Regions from separate parts of the Homo sapiens genome. Here region 1 is linked to region 2. Evidence: read pairs that join two places in POLR2A ChIA-PET (ENCODE). Cell type or tissue: OCI-LY7. All regions are shown on one strand. Each heading gives the region's core, and the rest is flanking DNA. Links, peaks and the distances in the headings are about the cores only. Region 1 overlaps IDH2-DT (IDH2 divergent transcript). Region 2 overlaps ZNF710 (zinc finger protein 710).

The links. ChIA-PET counts read pairs that join two places held together with the same protein. Peaks named below come from ENCODE experiments on the same cell type or tissue, not always from the same donor. Only the 100,000 strongest peaks of a DNase experiment are listed, where the experiment ranks them.
Region 1: POLR2A ChIA-PET joins it to region 2 with 14 read pairs; 2 of 35 experiments call an interaction of 5 or more read pairs at or near these places.

The regions. Positions count from the first base shown.
Region 1 is chr15:90,112,768-90,123,493 of GRCh38, forward strand. All of the region lies in intron 2 of IDH2-DT (IDH2 divergent transcript), which reads left to right. Among named protein-coding and RNA genes, the nearest start is that of IDH2, 16 kb to the left of the region's middle. RefSeq lists an enhancer at 8,820-9,319. In OCI-LY7, for the core only: no CTCF peak of the experiment used is centred there; no DNase peak of the experiment used is centred there.
Region 2 is chr15:90,024,842-90,035,567 of GRCh38, forward strand. The region is part of intron 1 of ZNF710 (zinc finger protein 710); the gene reads left to right. Among named protein-coding and RNA genes, the nearest start is that of MIR3174, 23 kb to the left of the region's middle. In OCI-LY7, for the core only: no CTCF peak of the experiment used is centred there; DNase peaks (open chromatin) are centred at 6,710 and 9,740.

The DNA.
Region 1 (10,726 bases), core at 1,268-9,267, 87 kb after region 2:
AAATAATCTAGAGATGATTTAAAGTATACAGACAGGGCTGGGTGAGGTGGCTGATGCCTGTAATCCCAGCACTTTGGGAGGCCGAGGTGGGCAGATCACCCGAGGTCAGGAGTTTAACACCAGCCTGGCCAACATGGTGAAACCCCGTCTCTACAAAAATACAAAAACTAGCCAGGCATGGTGGCGGGTGCCTGTAATTCCAGCTACTTGGGAGGCTGAGGTGGAAGAATCACTTGAACCCAGGAGGCGGAGGTTGCAGTGAGCTGAGATCCTGCCACTGCACTCCAGCCTGGGCGACAGAGCAAGACTCCGTCTCTAAATAAATAAATAAATAAAGTATACAGACAGATATTTGTTGGTCATATGTAAGTACTACACTATTTTATATCAAGGACTTGAGCATCCTGAGATTTTGGTATCCACAGGAAGTTCTGGAACAATCCTCCATGGATACCAAGGGATGGTTATATTCTCAATATCTGAAAAAACTATGAAATACTCGCCCCGCCCCCCGCCCCGGCCTTCCTTTTGCAGCTGTGTGAGGCTGGGTTTTCTTCATATACTTCAACCCAAACAGCATAATAGCAACACAAATGCAGAAGCAGCTATGAGAATCCAGCTACTTTCATTAAGTCAGATATTGAGAGAACTGCAAAAATGTAAACAATGCAATTCTTCTCATGAAGTTTTTTTTGGAAACTGTAGTTATTTTTAAATAAATTTTTTTTTTCTTTCTTTGAGATGCAGTCTCCCTCTGTCGCCAGGCTGGAGTGCAATGGCACGATTTCGGCTCACTGCAACCTCTGCCTCCCACATTCAAGCGATTCTCCTGCCTCAGCCTCCCAAGTAGCTGGGACTACAGGCGTGTCCCACCACGTCCAGCTAATTTTTATATTTTTAGTAGAGATGGGATTTCACCATGTTGGCCAGGATGGGCTCAATCTTTTGACCTCGTGATCCACCCATCTCGGCCTCCCGAAGTGCTGGGATTACAGGCATGAGCCATCGCGTCCGGCCTAAATAAATATTTCTAAAACATATTCGTTTCTAACTTTTAACTCAGTAAATATGCTTATATATAACCCATAACTGCAAAACCTCTTTGGAATCCTCAAAAACAATGTCTGTAAAAGGATGCCAATAAAACCACCTCTGCAAAAATTACAACAGTGAGAGAAATATAATATAACTGACTTCATCTTGCTTCTAACCTCACAAGCTAACTGCCCTTGCTCATTCCTGGGCATAGGCCAAGCTAAGTATGGGACGAATTTTGTTTATAGTTTAACCTTAAAGCAAGGGTTAGCCTGGCGCAGTGGCTCATGCCTGTAATCTAAGTACTTTGGGAGGCTGAGGCTAGAGGATCACTTGAAGCCAGGGGTTTGAGACCAGCCTGGGAAACAGAGTGAGACCCTGTTTCTACAAAAAAATAAAATAAAAAAAAAAGAGAGCGAGAGAGAGAAAAGAAAGAAAAGAAAAGAAGGATGATAATAATCCTTTCCCAAAACTAACCCCCATCATGTTTGGGACTGAAACCGCGTTTGGAAAGCTAATGAAAGACCTCGAATTTAGAATCATGGGAGGGGTCTGAATTATGCTAACCTGTAAACATACTTGCTTTTCTATAATCACTTACTGCTCAGCAGCCATATAGATTTGTAACTGCTGGAGGTCACAAGATTTGCAACTTCCCTAGTTGTTCCTGTAGATAACATCACTATTGTAAACCTAAGGCTGGTCTGAGATATTTCTCACACTTTTGCATTCTGGCAGACCAGCTGACTTCACTCAGACCCATGACCCACACCAACGGACTGACTCCACCAGTCCTGTGGCCCCATCCAGAAACTGACTCAGCACACCAAACAGTTTAAACATTCCTATTATTTCATCTCCAGCCAATCAGCAGCACCAATTCCTTAGTCCCCTGACTGTCAAATTGTCCTTAAAAGCCCTAGCCTCTGAGTTCTTGTTGAGATGGATTTGAGAAACATCTCTGGTCCTCTTTGCTCAGCACCCTATGATTATTAAACTCTTTCTCTACTGCAACACCTTCTGTTTCAACATATTGGCTTTTTCTGTGTGGCAAGGAAGAAGAACCTGTTGGGTGGTAACACCGAAATAAAAACATTTGAGAATAATTATACTAGAAGAGAGTAATTGCATCTCAACAAAAATGGAGGCCACATTATCACACACAAGATATTTAATATTTATACATGTCAAAAGACAAAATTACAATAAATTTATAATAAAGATCTCAATTTCCTTTATGTGTGATTCTAGAATCAGGCAACACTTTATTCCATAAAACAGAATAAGTGTTATAATGAGCTGAGCAGAGAAGGTTGGCTTTTTTTTTTTTTTTTCTTGAGACAGGGTCTCTGTCACCCAGGCTGGAGTGCAGTGACATAATCACAGCTCACTGAAACCTCAATCTCCTGGGCTCAAGTGATCCTCCCACCTCAGCCTCCCCAGTAGCTGGGACTACAGGCATGCAATACCATGCCTGGCTGATTTTTTTGTTCTTGGTAGAGATGAGGTCTTACTATGTTGTGCAGGCTGGTCTTGAACTCCTGAGCTTAGGCAATCCTCCTGCCTCAGCCTCCCAAAGTGCTGGAATTACAGGCATGAGCCACCATACCTGGCCATGGAGATTGGCCCTATAGACAGAGAAGGGCTGAAGAAAGCAGAAACAAAGAACAAAGAGTGCATTACAGTTGAGCCTTCAACAACACAGGTTTGGACTGTGCACTTCATTTATTTGTAGATATTCTTCTTTCTTTTTCTTTTTCTTTTCTTTTTGAGACTTAATCTCGCCCAGGCTGGATTGCAGTGGTGCGATCTCAGCTCACTGCAACCTCCGCCTCCCACATTCAAGTGAATCTTGAACTAATTCAAGAGAATCGCTTGAACCTGGGAGGCAGAGGTTGCAGTGAGCTGAGATTGCACCATTGCACTCCAGCCTGGGCGACAGAGCGAGACTCCATCTCTAAATAAATAAATTCATTAAAATAAAATCAAATTACTGTTTCTTGTAAGGCAGGGAAAGGAAGACAGAACAAAATAAAAATAACTGATTAGTTAACAGCAGATTATTTTAGGTTACTTTTTTTGTGTAAGGACTTTATTATATCAAGTAAAGATTTAAACAGATCTGTTTGGGAAATCCGCTGTCTCTTCCTTCTGATTTCTTCAAAGGTCAACCAACAATTTATTGTAGGTGTGGTGAAAATGGAACTGTAGCATGGGTGACTCCATTTTGATTTTCAGTCTGGTCTGTTAGGGCCTAGCCCAGGAACTTTGTCCAAAATAATGGGCTTCTATAATTTTTATTTAATATACCGTATAATATATAGTCCATATTAAGTTTTCCCAAATTGTCCCAATAATTAATGTAAACATATTTTTAAATTACAAACACATAGGATTTAGGAGCTGTCTTTTTGATAGTGATTTTATGTTTTATTGCACTGGGTCTTGCTAAAGAAAAAATGATTCATGATGCTTGTTAAAGATGGCAAGGCAGGTTTTATCCAAGGTGAGCTATGGTGATAGGTTTAGGGACCACTGTGATGGGGTCTTGTAGTGGGGGAGAGAGTGGACTCAACTCCAACTCCAACAAGGACAAGTGGGGATCTATAACCAAGGAGCGGGGGGTTGAGTATCAGTGGATGGAAAACTACTAAAAAGAAACATCGAGGATAAAAGGGCTTCTGTTCTGGCTAAACTGACTGATAGCATTATTGCTGAAGGCAGGCCAGGGTGATAAGATATCAAAGGGGGTCAGATACCAAGGTTGGGGCCTGCCTTCCTTCTTTTTTCCTTCCTTCCTTCCTTTCCTTTCCTTTAATTTCCCCTTTCCTTGTTCTTTTCCTTTCCTTTCTTTCTTCTTTCTTTCTTTTTTATTGAGACAGGGTCTCACTCTGTCACCCAGGCTGGAGTGCAGTGACACGTTCTCGGCTCACTGCGGCCTCGACCACCTGGACTCAGGCGATCCTCCTGCCTCAGCCTCCGAATCGCTGGGACCACAGGCATGCATCCTAATTTTTTTGTATTTTTTATACAGATGGGTTTTCGCTATGTTGCCCAGGCTGATGCACCCACCTTGGCCTCCCAAAGTGCTAGGATTACAGGCGCAAGCCACCGTGCCTGGCCTAGATTTTGTTAAACTGACTTAGCTGGTCATTTGCTCAAACTGGATTCTACAAAGATAGAGAGGGAAGCCCGAGGTCAGGCCTATGGAGGCAGAGGACTCAGAGGAGGCTGACTGAAGTTTTGGCCAAAGGGAAGTCTTTGTTAGTTTATAATTTGTCCTCTTTGACATGTATTGACTCTTCTTTGGTGGTCCAATGTGTGGTCAAATGTGTAAGTTCCAGGTGTTTTGGTTTTGTTGTTGTTTGACATAAGGTCTCACTCTATCACCCAGGCTGGAGTGCAGTGGCATGATCTCGGCTCACTGCAGCCTCGACCACCTGGACCCAGGCAATCCTCCCACCTCAGCATCCCAAAGTGCTGGGATTACAGGCGTGAGCCACTGCACCTGGCCTTTGTTTGTGTTTTAAGAGATAGAGCCTTGCTATGTTGCCCAGGCTGGGCTTGAATTCCTGGGCTCAATTAATCTTCCTGCCTCAGCCTCCCAAGTGGCTGGGACTACAGGTTCATACCACCACACCCAGTTCTAGGTATTCTTTTATTTATTTTTTATTTGATTTATATATTTTTTTTCTGAGATGGAGTCTCGCTCTGTCACCCAGGCTAGAGTGCAGTGGCCCGATCTCGGCTCACTGCAACCTCTGCCTCCCAGGTTAAAGTGATTCTCCTGCCTCAGTCTCTGAGTAGCTGGGATTACAGGCATGCGCCACCATGCCTGGCTAATTTTTGTATTTTTAGTAGAGACAGGGTTTGCCTATTTTGGCCAGGCTAGTCTCGAACTCATGACCTCAGGTGATCTGCCCACCTTGGCCTCCCAAAGTGCTGGGATTACAGGTGTGAGCCACCGCATCCAGCCCTAGGTATTCTTTTTGTTGTTGTTGTTGATTTGTTTTGTTTTTTAGCAGAGACAAGGTCTTGCTATGTTGTCCAGGCTGGTCTTGAACTCCTGGACTCAAGCAATCCTCCCACTTCAGCCTCCCAAAGTGTTAGGATTACAGGTGTGAGCCACTACACCCAATCTTTTCCGATTTTTTTTTTTTTTTTTTTTTTTTGGCAGGGGGAGATGCATTAGAGTGCAGTGATACGATCACAGCTCATTGCAGCCTTGACCTCCTGGGCTCAAGCAATCCTTCCACCTCAGCCTCCCAAGTAGCGCCACTGAAATCTATGTTCTTGTAAGTTTTTATAAGCTATTTGTTTCTAAGAGAGGTGTTAAGACTGCCCAGTGTGATTGTGGATGTGTTCATTCCTCTTGGTAATTCCATCCATTTGTGCTATATATATTATGAAGTTTTCTTAAGTGTTATGCTCATACCTGTTATATTTTTCTAGTAAATTACTCCTTTTATCATTAAATAATGATTCTCTTTATACCTAAACTTGCGTTTTGCCTTAAGATTTATTTTGAACTATTGTATATTGCTACACCAGCTTTACTTTGGTCCGTATTTGCCTGATACAACTTTTTTCATGCCTTTTACTTTTAATTTTTTATGTTACATATTTTATGTGTATCCACACATAGCTGAGTTTTGGTTTTGTAACATACTTTGAAAGTCTGTCTTTTTTTTTTTTTTTTTGAGATGGAGTCTTGCTCTCTTGCCCAGGCTGGAGTGCAGTGGCACAAGCTCGGCTCACTGCAATCTCCGCCTCCAAGGTTCAAGTGATTCTCCTGCCTCAGCCTCCCCAGTAGCTGGGATTACAGGTACGAACCACCAGGCCCAGCTAATTTTTGTAGTTTTAGTAGAGATGGGGTTTCACCATGTTGGCCAGGCTAGCCTCAAACTCCTGACTTCGTGATCTGCCTACCTCGGCCTCCCAAAGTGCTGGGATTATAGCCGTGAACCACTGTGCCCAGCTGAAAGTCTTTGTCTTTTATAAACATATTTACACTGTTCACATTTATGGAGATTGCTGAATATTTTTTACATTTCTATCACTTTATTTTGTACTTTCTATTTGCCATGCTTTTCTTTTGCTTATCTATTTATTTATTTATTTTGGAGACAAGGTCTCACTCTGTTGGCCAGGTTGGAGTGCAGTGGTGTGACCGTAGCTCACTGCAACTTCAGGCTTCTAGGTCAAGGGATCCTCCCACCTCAGGCTCCCAAGTAGTTGGGACTATACGCCCATGTTACCACGCCTGGCCTTCTTTTGCTTCTTTTCACATCCTTTTAAGCTTTCTATCGGATCAGCCAAGATTTCTTTATTCTCCTCTACCTCCCTTACTGGTATGGAAATGATATGTTCTATTTCTACCTGTTTAGAAATTAAATTCAGACTTGGGAACCCACATCTATAATCTCAGCACTTTGGGAAGCTGAGGCAGGAGTATCACTTGAAGCCAGGAGTTTGAGACCAGCCTGGGCAGCATAGCAAGACCCTATCTCTACCAAAATTGAAAAACAATTAGCCAGATGTGATGGCACACACCTGTAGCTACTCAGGAGGCTGAGGCAGGGGGATCCCTTGAGCTCAGGTCAAGGTGGCAGTAAGCCATGATCACACCACTACACTCTAGCCTGGGTGGCAGAGCAAGACCCTGTATCAGAAAGAAAAAAAAGAAAAAGAAAGAGAGAGAGAGAAGGAAAGAAGGAAAGAAAAGAAAAGAAAGAAAGAGAAAGAGGGAGGGAGGAAGGGAGGGAGGAAAGGAAAGAAGGAAGGAAGGAAGGGAGGAAGGAGAAAGAAAAGAAAAAGGGAAAGGGAAGGGAAGGAAAAATTAAATTCTTGACTTTACAAAGTTTAAAACTCATTATTTTATTTATCCTTCTTAAAAATATGAGAAACTTAGATTATTTCTCTCCAATTCTCCCATCTTTCATGTTATTAGTCCATAATATTTTAGTTCCAGTGGGAGTTCTAAGCCTCCTCATTTTTCTTTTCAAGTAGATGTATAAACATGTTTGCACCTTTCTTTCTTTTTTCATAGAGACAGGGGTCTTCCTATGTTGCCCAGGCTGGTCTCAAACTCCTGGGTTCAAGGGATCTTCCCACCTCAGCTTCCCAAAAGTGCTGGGATTACAGGTGTGAGCCACCCAGCCATGCCAGTTTCTTTACTCAGCATTGTGTCTTGAATTTCACTCCTGCCTCCTGGGTTCAATTTCCTAATAACTGAAAGGTGTCATTCAACAGGTCTTTTAACAAAAGTCTGTGAGAATTAAGTTTCTCTGTTTCAACTTGTTTTATTTTACTCTCACTGCTAAGGTCTAAATGTCTCACAGAATTCATGTATTAAAATTTAATGGCTGGGCCAGGCGTGGTGGCTCACACCTGTAATCCCAGCACTTTGGGAGGCCAAGGCGGGCAGATTACTTGAGGTCAGGAGTTCAAGACCAGACTGGCCAACATGGCAAAACCCCGTTTCTACTAAAAATACAAAAAAAAATAGCCAGGAGTCATGGTGCATGCCTGTAATCTCAGGTACTCTGGAGGCTGAGGCAGGAGAATCACTTGAACCCGGGAGGCGGAGGTTGCAGTGACCCGAGATCCTGCCACTGCACTCTAGCCTGGTCAACAGAGCAAGACTCCATCTCAAAAAAAAAAAAAAAAAAAAATCAATGGCCAGTGAGATGGTATTAAGAGGTGAGGCCCTAAAGGCTGAGACAGGAGAGTCGCTTGAACCTGGGAGGCGGAGGTTGCAGTGAGCCAAGATCGCGCTGTACTCCAGCCTGGGCGACAGAGCGAGACTCCGTCTCAAAAAAGAAAAGAAAACAACATTACCTGCAACCCAGAAACCATCCTTAAGTTCTCTCTTAGACATTATTTTTCCAAATTCCCCAAAGGTCACTACTACTATCCTAACTTCTACTAAAATGATTGATTTTGCCCATTTTTATTTTTGTGTAAATAAAGTCATACAGTATATACTCTGTTGTGTCTTTTTCTCAACATTACATTATAAACTTCATTCATGTTTTTGCATGTAGCTGTAATTTACTAATTCCGTTGCTATCTAAAGTTGCATTTTATGAACCTGCCATAATTTATTTCTACTATTTGCATTCTACTATTGATGAACATCGGGTGTTTACAGTTTGGGGCTATTACTAACGATGCTTCTATGAACGTTCTTACACTTATCTTCTGTACATATATACAAAATTCTGTGGAATAATACTTATGAGTGAATTACTGGGTCATAGGACGTACACATACATATATAAAGTGTTCAGTTTTAATAGACACTGCCAACTTTTCAAATTGATTGTCTAATTTATATTCTACCAGCAAAGTATGAGAGTTTCAGTTTCTCTACAGCACTGATAACAGCATTGTCATTCTTTTCAGCTTTAGTTATTCTGGTGGGTGTAGTGGGAGCTCAGTGCGATTTTTAAATTGCATTTCCCTGGGGACTAATGAGATTGAGTTCCTTTTCATATGCTTATTAGCTATTTGGATATTCTCTCGTGAAGCACCTGTTTCAAATCTTTTGCCTGTTTTTCCATTGGCTTTTCTGCTTGTTTGTGATTTGTAGGAGTTCGATATACATTTTTTTTCTTTTTTCTTTTTTTTTTTTTTTTGACGGAGTCTCGCTCTGTTACCCAGGCTGGAGTGCAGTGGCGCGATCTCAGCTCACTGCAACCTCTGCCTCTCAGATTCAAGCAATTCTCCTGCCTCAGCCTCCTGAGTAGCTGGGATTACAGATGTGCACCACCACCCCCAGCTAGTTTTTGTATTTTTAATAGAGACGGGTTTTGCCATGTTGGCCAGGCTGGTTTTGAACTCCTGACCTCAGGTAATCTGCTGCCTCGGCCTCCCAAAGTGCTGGGATTACAGGCATAAGCCACCACGCCCAGCCTTGATATACATTTTGATATGAGTCTCCTTATTTATGTATTTATTTATTTATTTTGAGACAGAGTCTTGCTCTGTCACCCAGGCTGGAGTACAGTGGCGTGATCTCAGCTCACTGCAACCTCCATCTCTCAGGTTACTCAAGTAATTCTCCTGCCTCAGCCTCCCAAGTAGTTGGAATTACAGGCACACGCAACCATGCCCAGCTAATTTTTTTTTTTTTTTTTTTTTTTTTTTTTGGTAGAGATGGGGTTTCACCATGTTGGTCAGGCTGGTCTCGAACTCCTAACCTCAAGTGACCCACCTGCCTCAGCCTCCCAAAGTGCTGGGATTACAGGCATGAGCCACCACGCCCAGAGTCTCCTTTTTGGATGTATGTGTTGCAAATGTCCTCTTACTCAATGGCTTGCTTTATTTTTTTAACACATCTTTCGATGCACAAAAACTCTTAATTTTAATGTAGTCCAACTTATTGACCTGAGAAAAGAAAAATAGCTCAGAACAGTCTGAGCTATGTGAAATTGTATACAAAATTGATCAGGCCCAGAGAGACTTGAGTATGGGACTTCAGTCACAGCTCCCCAGGCCCTCCCACATTCAGGCCTGGGGCACCTGTTTAAAGGCCTTTTTTTTTTTTTTTTTTCCTTATCTGTTATCTTCATGTCCTGGAATTCCTGATACAAAAAAAATCAATGGATAGCCAATCAATAGCTTATATTATTTTAATGTAAATTCTTGGTAGACCATTTAGGGACTGCTTCTCCTTTTTTCCTTTAAAAACCCATCTGTAAATATTGCTAATTGGAGCATTTATTCAGGGCAACTTGAATCTGTGCTCCCAGGTTGCAGTCCTCAACTTGGCCCAAATAAACTCTCTATTTGTATAAATGATTTTCCCTCAGTTTTTTCCTCTAGGTCGACATATCTTTTGTTTATTTGTTTGTTTGTTTGTTTTTTGAGATGGAGTCTTGCTCTGTTGCCCAGGCTGGAGTGCAGTGGCATGATCTCAGCTCACTGCAACCTCTGCCTCCCAGGTTCAAGTGATTCTCCTGTCTCAGCCTCCAGAATAGCTGGAATTACAGGCATTTGTCACCACGCCCAGCTAATTTTTATATTTTTAGTAGAGACAGGGTTTCACCATGTTGGCCAGGCTGGTCTCAAACTCCTGACCTCAGGCGATCCACCTGTCTTGGCCTCCCAAAGTGCTGGGATTACAGGTGTGAGCCACCACGCTCTGTCAACATATCTTTTATGTTTATTATTTCTATGTCCTATGTAATAAATCTTTTCCTATCCCAAGATTGTGAAAGTATTCTCCTATAGTATCTTCTAGAAGACTTATGCCTTTTTGAAAACTCCTATAGGCCGGGCGTGGTGGCTCACACCTGTAATCCCAACACTTTGGGAGGCCGAGGTGGGCGGATCACGAGGTCAGGAGATCGAGACCATCCTAGCTAACACAGTGGAACCCCATCTGTACTAAAAACACAAAAAATTAGCCGGGCGTGGTGGCATGTGCCTGAAGTCCCAGCTACTCGGGAGGCTGAGGCAGGAGAATCGCTTGAACCCAGGAGGTGGAGTTGCAGTGAGCCAAGATTTCGCCATTGCACTCCAGCCTGGGCAACAGAGTGAGACTCTGTCTCAAAACAAACAAACAAACAAACAAACAAAAAACTTCTATAGTATCTTCCTAAAGTACAGAAGCTTTAGGCTTTTTTAAAACTTTTACAATGATACCTATAATTAATCTAGAATTGATTTGTATCCACCCTGATTT
Region 2 (10,726 bases), core at 1,831-9,830:
ATCCAAGGTGAACATCGGCCACCCTTTCCATTAGCAAGGGCCTGCACCGGGTATTTGGCCAGAGTTCCTCTGAATTCACTTGGTCTCTGGCAGTTGACCTTGGGTTGAAAATGCAGTTTTTTGAGTGGGCTTTAGAGATCATGCTGAGGAAGAAAGAAAATAGCGTGCACGGATGTGTTGCTGTGGTTGGATTTCACTGGCTGTTTTTCATATACCTGTCTTTTCCCTGTGAGAGAAAACAGCCATGACAGTAAGCAGGGGAAGCTCATTTGAGAGTAGGGGACGTGGAGGGATGAGGGCAGTTCTCCGGGGCACCCCTGAAAATGAATTTCCTCCTCCAGAGCCAGGGTGACCGGGTCCCTCACAGGGCCACCGTCTGCAGGCATCAACACTCTTTTGGGTCTAAATCCAATTATTCCTCAAGTTCTTCTTGGTGGCTTCCTTCACTCTCTGGCCAGGGGGAGTTTTGCAGAAATACTGTTCTAACAGCAGAGCATGTCTGTGACCAAACCTTGGGCAAATACATATTTAAAGAAATCTTATTATTAAAATAGTCAACCTTATGGTTTATGTAGACAATCTGATAAACACAGACAAGGGTAAAGACAGTACAAATTGCTCCATAATCTCACAAGCTGGAAATTACCAACACCATTTAGTACTTTTGTGTATTTCCTCACAGCCTTTTTCATTGCATATATGTAAATACACTGTATTTTAAACATGGTTACAAGCACATTGAACTTTATATCATTTTTCTTTTTCATTTGACATAACATTATGGCAAACAAAAACTTTAAAAAAGCACATGGGCTTTACAAGTGAGCATATGCTTTGCAAACATTTCTGTCAGCTACCAGTAACCAACTGCAAAAACTCATATTCTACCCAAAACAGAAATTGTGCCAGTCGGGGAGTCCTTTGATCACCATGCAGTAAACCTCGCCAAAATATTGTAAATTTAAACAAACTAAAACCCAACCACTTGAAAAAATTTAAAGCACTTAAATTGCTATTGGTTCAAGGAAGAAATAAAGAATGTACTGACAAATATTTAGAAAGCATTGAAAACTAGAATGCCACATACCCAAACCTATGGGAGACAGCTGGCACTATTCTCATAGCCTTAAATGCTTTTATTATTAAAAAGGGAGAGAGAAAAGGCAAATAAACTAAGCATTCAGCCTGAGTGCTTAGGAAAAAAAAAGAATAAAAACAGCCCCTAAGGAAAATGAGAGGGGAAAAAAATAGTAAAGATAAAGGCAGAAATCAATGAATTAAGAAACGGAAACACAGTGAAATCAGCAAACGTATCCAAGAGCTGATTCTGTTTTTAAACAAACAGTAAAGTAGCCTAACCCCTGGCAATTCTATTTGAGAAATAAAAGGGAGAAATGAGAAAAAAAACAAAACAACAACAACAACAACAAAAAAAAAAAAGGGAATGAGAAAGGGGACATTGCAATAGATACAGAGGAGATTTTAAAATAATAGAAACGTATGCACAATCATAGGCATAATTTCAAAATCTCAATTAAATGCATGCTTTTCTGAAAATATATATGTTGCTAATTGAGAAAAAATTTTCAATCCTTATCGAAGCATTGCCCCTCTACCCACCAAAGACACTGGTCCCAAGTGTTTTTGCTAGTTAATTATTTTGAATTTGATAATACTGATAATGCTAAGCTGTTCCACAGCTTAGCAAAAGATGGAGAGCTCTCCAGTTCATTCTACAAAGCAAAATAAGCCTGATATTAAACATGGCAAAGAGACTATTTTGAAGCATGAAAATGCTGGGTAGGAAATAGAATTCAATAATATATTAAACAAGTCATCCACCATAACCCAGTGGGGCAGGAGGAAAGAATAGTCAATATTAGGAAAGCTTAATATAGTAACTACGTCATGCTAATGCATTAAAAAAGTAAAACCGTATTGTTTCCAATATGTGCTGGGGAAAAATGATTAAATTGAACAACCATGTCTACCTAACCAATACAGCAAAAAAAAGGAACAGAAGGGTGCATTCTTAGCATAATAAAAAATATTTCAAACCAATAACCAATTCTGTAATTAACTTAAACACTAGAGGCATTCTTGTGGAAACCAGTAACAAAATAAGGAGGTCTGCCATCACCATCACTATTTAACATTGCTTTTAACACTCTAGTCAACATGATAATACTGAAACAGAAACATATAAATATTATAAAGAAAGAGTAAAAGTATTAAATAACAGTAAGTACAATTTACCCTCTGCCAAATCTTAGGCTAGAGGTTTATTTCCAAAGTTTAGAACCAATAGCAAAAGTCATCAAAAAATTCAACAGATTTGACTACCTTAAAAAATTGTAACTTCTTTTTCTTCTTCTGTTTTTTTTTTGGAGACAGAGTCTTGCTCTGTCGCCCAGGCTGGAGTGCAATGGCGAGATCTCAGCTCACTGCAATGTCCAACTCCTGGGTTCAAGCGATTCTCCTGCCTCAGCCTCCCAAGTAGCTGGGATCACAGGCGTGTGCCACCAACCCGGCTAATTCTTGTATTTTTAGTAGAGACGGGGTTTCACCATGTTGGTCAGGCTTGTCTCAATCTCCTGACCTTAAATGATCCACCTGCCTCGGCCTCCCAAAGTGCTAGGATTATAGACGTGAGCCATATGCCCAGCCATTGATATTTTAATTCTACCAAGATCCTATATATAGATTAGTTTTTAAAAATCAAGATTTAAATTTGAAGGCCTTGCTCATGCCTGTAATACTAGCACTTTGGGAGGCCAAGGCAGGCTGATCATTTGAGGCCAGGAGTTCAAAACCAGCCTGGCCAACATGGCAAAACCCTGTCTCTACTAAAAATACAAAAATTAGCTGGATGTGGTGGTGTGTGCCTATAGTCCCAGCTGCTCGGAAGGCTGAGGCATGAGAATCACTTGAACCTGGGAGGTTGCAGTTAGCCGAGATTGTGCCACTGTACTCTAGCCTTGGTGATGGAGTGAGACACTGTCTCGAAAAAAAAAAAAAAAGATTTAAATTTGAAGACAATATGCACAGACGATATAATTAGCAAACAAATGCCCGACCTAAAGAAAATGCCAAATGGTGAGCTCCATGAGGCTAGGAACCAGGTCAGTTCTGCGTAACAGATACTAAATTGAGTTAATATTTGTTGACTCTATTGAATTAATATTTGTTGAAGAAATTAATGAATGCAATACAAGTTTTGAAAGTATACCATTTTTAACTTTTTAAATTAGAAGAGTTTTTAAAAGATTTTATTATGAAAGAATTTCAACTATTGAGAAAAATTGAAAGTATATAACAGTAAATACCCATACACCAATGGCTGAGATATAATAGATGTTAACATTTGCCATATTTGCTTCATCTGCACAGGTATATATATTTTTTCCTGAACCATTTTGAAGAAAGTTACAGAGCACACATCATTTCTCCCTTCAATAGTTCCGCATACAAATCCTCTGTCACCCAGAACTTAGCAATCTGAATGCAGGGTATGGGAAGCTGCTGCACTGTGCTCCAAGGGTGTCTCTGCAGATTGTCCCAGTCTCTGAGAAGGTATTTAGGAGTCACCAACATGACCTGCTGATATGTAAGAGAAAAGAAAACATGCATTTATTGTGGATCATGCCCTGTGCTGGGAGTTTACCAATGGCCTCCTGTTTAAATCCTTTTTACAATTCTGCCCATATTACAGGAAGTTGAGGTTCAGAGAGGTTAAGTAACTTGCCCCAGTTGACACAGTGTCATTATTCACCAAGTCCCTTCTGACACCATCAAATTACCTGACATTTGCCTCTTCCCTTTATCTTCTCTGTGCGTGAATGCATGGAGGTGATTTGTTGGGCAGTGTGGACAGACGGGAAGCAATCTCAATGTCCTCCAGTGCAAGAATTGGCAGGCAAATGGGGATGTGTGTGAACGGTGTGACTATGAACATGGGTGATCGATTACGGACATGCAAGATGGAAAATTGCTTGTGGCATCCAGATAAGGGAAAACAAGTAGGACACCAGATTGTATACACTGTGATCAAAACCATGTGAAAAACACATGCATGAAGAGGACTGGGAAGAAATACACAAGAAGTGGTTGCATTAGGGTGAGAAGGAGTATTCATGTTTTTCTCATCCGTCTTTTTCAAACCTTTTGTAATGGGTGGTTTTATTAATTTTATAATGGAAAATGTTAATTTAAAAGCAAGTTATTTACAGTTTAGTAAGCTCATGGCAGGGAAAGGCTGTGCTCTGTTTATTGCTCTTACTTTTTCCCAACGCCTACTCCCATGCCTGGCAATTATAGAGATAATAAATGTGGGTGTGGAATGAGTGCCCACTGGGAAACCTCTCAGAGGACTTTGACCCAGGAACATATTTGCACAGGGTTTCCCTCAGCTGGAGAAGGTTTCTCTGGGAGAGCACCAGCCAGGTGTGTGTCATGGGATATATTTACAGGGTGGTGAGCTCTCCTGGTCCAACCTAAAAGGTCCCAGCAAGGTGTAGGGGCCCTTCTGGCCATTTGACATCACCAGGGCAGTTAGTGCTGATACAAACCACAGAGAATGAACAAACTCCAACTCAAACGGGAATGGATTTTATGTCATTCTGGGACTTTCAAACTTGATAATAGACCAAGCATGGTGGCTCACACATGTAATCCTAGCACTTTGGGAAGCCAAGGTGGGAGGATCGCTTGCGGCCAGGAGATTGAGACCAGCCTGGGAAAGGTAGCAAGACCCAGTCTCTACAAAAAAATTTTTTGTTCTGTTTTGTTTTTGAGACAGAGTCTCAACTCTGTCGTCTAGGCTGGAGTGCAGTGGTTTGATCTTGGCTCACTACAACCTCCACCTCCGGGTTCCAGTGATTCTCCTGCCTCAGCCTCCCGAGTAGCTGGGATTACAGGCACATGCCACCATGCCCGGCTAATTTTTCTATTTTTAGTAGAGATGGGGTTTCACCATGTTGGCCAGGCTGGTCTCAAACTCCTGACCTTAGGTGATCCGCCCACCTCGGCCTCCCAAAGTGCTGGGATTACAGGCGTGACCCACCGTGCCTGGCCAAAAAACTTTTTAGTAATTAAAAAGATCAAGCTTGATAATCACAATCATATGAGCAGTTATTAAGTGCCAGCCTAAGTGCATTTACAGACATTCCTTATTTAATTTTCACAACAGCCATTAGCATTAGCTATCGGCCGGGCACAGTGGCTCACACCTGTAATCCCAACACTTTGGGAGGCTGAGGCGGATGGATCGCCTGAGGTCAGGAGTTCGAGACCAGCCTGGCCAACATGGTGAAACCCCGTCTCTACTAAAAATACAAAATTAGCCGGATGTGGTGGTGCATGCCTGTGATCCCAGCTATTTGGGAGGCTGAGGCAGGAAAATCACTGGAACCTGGGAGGCAGAGGTTGCAGTGAGCCAATATCACGCCATTGCATTCCGGCCTGGGCAACAAGAGCAAAACTCCATCTCAAAAAAAAAAAAAAAAAAAAAAAAGAAAGAATTAGCTATCAGCTCCATTTTATAGATGAGGAAACTGAGGCACAGAGGAAGGAGGGATGGGTTTCAAGGCCGGTCTTGGTTTTGCCAAGAACTTGACTTTCAGCAAATCGTAAGCCTTCTGGGCTTTCATTTCCTTGTCTCTGAACGAAACAGCTGGCAGGAGTTGAATGCTTATCATGTGCCAGGCCCTGGCCGAACACTCTGAACATGTGCGCACAGAGTGTGTGTTAACCAGTGGGGGAGGGGGCACCAAGCAGGCCCATCTGGGTGGGAATATGAAGCCACCTTCCCAACAGGGCAGTCACATATGCCCAGTAGGAAAGAGCTGTATCTGTGCTGCAGAGAGGGTCATTTCAAATTAAAAAAAAAAAAATTGGCTGGGCGCGGTGGCTCACGCCTGTAATCCCAGCTCTTTGGGAGGCCGAGGCAGGCAGATCATGAGGTCAGGAGATCAAGACCATCCTGGCTAACACGGTGAAACCCCGTCTCTACTTAAAAAAATACAAAAAATTAGCCGGGCATGGTGGCGCGCGCCTGTAGTCCCAGCTACTTGGGAGGCTGAGGCAGGAGAATGGCGTGAACCCGGGAGGCGGAGCTTGCAGTGAGCCGAGATCCCGCCACTGCACTCCAGCCTGGGCGACAGAGCGAGACTCCGTCTCAAAAAAAAAGAAAAAAAAAAAAATGCTTAATGGATTGTTTGGTAACAAATGGATACCAACAAATACAAAATGGCCATTTCTTTTTCTTTCTTTAAAGAAACATTTGAATTGGAGGCTTAGGCTCATCTCAAGAGGTTGTGGACCCGACAGTTGGTGGTGATGGGTTTTGTTCATAAATGAGAATAATAGTTGTGAGTTTAATCCAACACATTGATTGAAGTGAATGAAAAAGAACACATAAGCTGTGTGAATATAGTGACTAATCATAGACTCTCGGGATTGAAATGTACCCTGGGGGGATCCAGGATGCAGCATCACCCGGGAGCTTATTATTAATGGAAACGAAGTATCTCTCACAGCACCCTAGACCTGCTGAAGCAGAATCTGCATTTTAGCAAGATCCCCGGGTGATTCCTCAGCACATTTGAGAAGCAGCGCTCTCATTTGTCCTGTCTCCTTTGAGGAAATCGGAAGACTAGAGAGGTTAAGTGAGGACACACAGGAAGTTCTAAAAAACTGTAACTCTGGTCTCTCAACACCAGGTCTTTGCACAGCACTTGCCCCATGGGAGAAACCCGGTTGGTTTTGTTTTTGCTTGTTTTGCATTCCCAAGACCAATTCTTGTGAGCCACTGGTCATAGCCCATCTCTCTTGTTTTCATGCAGCAGGGGCATCTTCAGTGGCCACGTCATCTCTCACTCTCTGCTGGGGAGCTTGTTAAAATGCAGTTGCCTGGGTCCAGCCCCAAATCCACTGGATCTGGGTGGGTGGGAACCAAGTGCCTGCACCTTAAAATACCCTCAGGTATTCCTAGGTGCCAGTGTTGTTACGGCCAGCTTGGGCCAGCTATGAACTGTTACAGTGGCTTTTTATTCTGAAATTAAACCTGCAGATACTTGGGCTAGTATCGACTAAAGCCCATTTTCATCTGAAGGAAGCCATCCAGCTACTAACATTATATTGTGTACTGAGTATTGACTGTGAATTTCTGTTTTTTTGAGACGGAGTCTCGCTGTCGCCCAGGCTGGAGTGCAGTGGCGCGATCTCAGCTCACTGCAACCTCTGGCTCCCAGGTTCAAGCAATTCTCTTGCCCTCAGCCTCCCAAGTAGCTGGGATTAGAGGCGCCTGCCACCACGCCTAGCTAATTTTTGTATTTTTAGTAGAGACAGAGTTTTGCCATATTGGCCAGGCTGGTCTCGAGCTCCCAACCTCAGGTGATCCTCCCGCCTCGGTCTCCCAAAGTGCTGGGATTATAGGCGTGAGCCACTGTGTCCAGCCACTGTGAATTTCTCATTAACAGAACGTTCTCTTTCAACCTCAGCTCCATGGAACTCAGCAGATCACATGTGGTTGAATGTAAATTCCAGGACATTTAAATGTATTATTTTCTATTTTTAAGAGAGAGGAGAGGCAGATTGGATGAACTTGGAAAATTAAATGGCCCCCAAAAAGTAACAATTAAGAATGTGTGTTTGGGGCTGGGCACGGTGGCTCATGCCTGCAATCACAGCACTTTGGGAGGCCTAGGCAGGAGGATCACTTGAGGTCAGGAGTTCGAGACCAGCCTGGCCAACATGGCAAAACCCCATCTCCACTAAAAATACAAAAATTAGCTGGACATGGTGGTGGGCACCTGTAATCCCAGGTACTTGGGAGGCTGAGGCAGGAGAATTGCTTGAACCCAGGAGGCAGAGGTTGCAGTGAGCTGAGATTGTGCTACTGCACTCCAGCCTGGGCAAGAGTGAGATTCCATCTCAAAAAAAAAAAAAAAAAAAGAATGTGTGTTTGGCCTGTATAGTCTTAGCTACTCAGGAGGCTAAAGCAAGAGGATTCCTTGAGTCCAGGAGTTCAAGGCCAGCATGGACAACATAGCAAGAACTTGTTTCTAAAAAAAGAAAAAAAAAGTGTGTGTTTGAAATTTGAGGCTCTGTGGCTAGAATTTTCACTTAAGAGGAAATATATATCTGCATTTAAAATTCTTTAATTTATAAACATTCTTGTGTATTCTTAGGCCAGTGCCCCACAAAAGTATGGGCCATGCACCAGTGCTGTTCTGCACAATGTTAACCAAGCAAGAGGAGGAGCTAAACATAGAAAATGGGATTGGTGTTTAGAAACTTCTGTAGTTTGACATTGGCAGGATGACATCCAAATGGGCGATTGGTGGCTTCATCTCGAACAGCGTGTGGGCCAGGGTGAGCACTGTTGACCCCACGTGGCAGGACTCAGGACTAAACTGCTTGTTGATGTTAGATCTGAGAGGGATTAAGGATTAAGATGAATCAAACTGACCTTTCACCACAGAGTTTGAGAAGCACTGGGGATGTTAAAGGTGGGGAAAGTTTGCAGCGGGAGGTGTGCTTTTTAAGCTTAGGAAGTGGAAAGCAGGAGAAGAGTTGGACAGGCAGAAGTCTTCTCGCTCCCACTTCACCCTCGAGATCCCAACAGGCCAGTTCAGGCAGAAAGGGGTTGGCTCCTAGGCTAGCCGGCTACTCCACGTTGAGCCTTCTGCCTTGTCCCATATGTTCCTTTTTCCTGTTTTTTTAGAGACAGGTTCTCACTCTGTTGCCCAGGCTGGAGTGCAGTGTCTGTTCACAGGCATGATCATAGCTCACTGCAGCCTTGACCTCCTGGGCCTGAGCGATCCTCCCAACTCAGCCTCCCAAGTAGCTGGGACCATAGGCATTCGCTACCATGCCCAGCTTGTCCCATAGACTTGGTTTGACTCTGGTCACAGAGCCTGGGGAGAAACTCCTTGATTCAAGGCAGAGCAAGGTGGTTTAAGAGATGGCCTTCTGAGTCCTGCCTGGCCTGGGTATGGAAACGTGGGCGCTACCAGCTGTGCAAGCTTGGCCCACTGACTTTCTTTCTTTGCCCCTCAGAGTTTAGAAAATGGGAATGGCTGGATGCGGTGGCTCATGCCTGTAATCCCAGCACTTCTGAAGGCCGAGGCAGGCAGATCACTTGAGGTCAGGAGTTCAAGACCAGCTTGGCTAACATGGTGAAACCCTGTCTTTACTAAAAGTACAAAAATTAGCTGGGCGTGGTAGCAGCTGTAGTCCCAGCTACTCGGGAGGCTGAGGTGGGAGAATCGCTTGAACCCAGGAGGCAGAGGTTGCAGTGAGCCGAGATCGCATCATTGTACTCCAGCCTGGGTGACAGAGTGAGACTCTGTCTCAAAAAAAAAGAAAAGAAAAGAAAAGAAAAGAAAACAGGTGAACGACAGTCACTCCTGGAGGGGTTCTTCTGCCAGATAGAAACAAGATATCACATGCAAGAGGCTCTACACATGGTCTGCACTCAGGAAAGGGAGGAATTCTTTGTGCTGTTTTGTCTATGTTATTTGAAAAAGTGGATTGCATTGTGGGTCCCCAGAAGTTGCCAGCTGTCCTTCCTGTTTCCAAATTCCTGTGTGTGTGTGTGTGTGTGTGTGTGTGTGTGTGTGTGTGTGTGTGTATTCTGTGCCTGTGGTGGTGGTGGCCATGGTGTCGGCAGCAGCAGGGTTGTCAGGAAACAACCATCGGTTTCCTGCTGATTAACTCAGTTCCTGGAGGGCCCTCCCTAGCAGCAGGGGAAGCCTGGCAGCTTGGCTGAGCCTCCTCCGGCCTCTGCCTCACCCGCCAGCTCTTCTCACCCCTTCTGAGAGGCCCGCCTGCTCTCCTGCTACCCTAGAGCCCAGGACACCCTTGCAGGCCTTCTGAGCCTTCTTTGTTCTGGCCGTGGGTGGGGCACCCGGCTCCACCTGCCTCAGGTTTTGCCTGCAGGTGCATTTCCTTTGCACACCTGGCGCCTGTTGGGGACTTAGACCTCTTCCACATCGCCCCAAGGTCGGGCTGAAGAGATTTGGATCTTCTGAGTTGCAAGCTCCCAGAAACGATGCTGTTAGGACCCTCTGTTCACTCAGAGAAAGAGGCTTGATGGCCGGAGCCCCAGGGCTTCCCTGCTGGTAGAAGGGGTGTCTGGAGGGCCTCTGCCTTCCGTCATCAGAAGGAGGTTCTAGCAAGGTAAAGAGGCCCGTATAGTACTGGGATTTTGGATCCCTTGAGTGAAGGACCAGGCAGAGAAGGGGAGCACTGCTGGAGGATGTCGGGGGCTGGGCCAGGCTGGGCACAGGCACATGGCCATGGTGATTGACCGCATTTGCCTCACCACTTCACGTGGGGACCTGGCAACCACACAATGGCCCTGGGGCATGGTGTGGGGGCTGAGACATGAGGCAATGGTCTTGGTCTCAAACACCCCAGCTTCCGGCTGCTGGGCGTCACTGACTTGCTGTGGCTTCCTGGCCTGGCTCAGCATTGGCCGTCCGGCTCCTGCAGCAGTGACATCTCCACTCTGGACCCATGAGCCCATCAGCTCTTGGTGGACAGGTTTGCACAGTTGCCCCTGCTGCCTGTGCAGTGAGCTGGCTGCGGAAGGCAGGACTCCCAGGGCTAGGAGGGTATTAGCAGGCTGGCTTTCGGGCCTCAGCACCATCGTGCTTCTTATGTGCCGGGACAGGATCAGGACCATGTTGTGCCTAACATCCGGCAGACCCTGGTAGCTTCT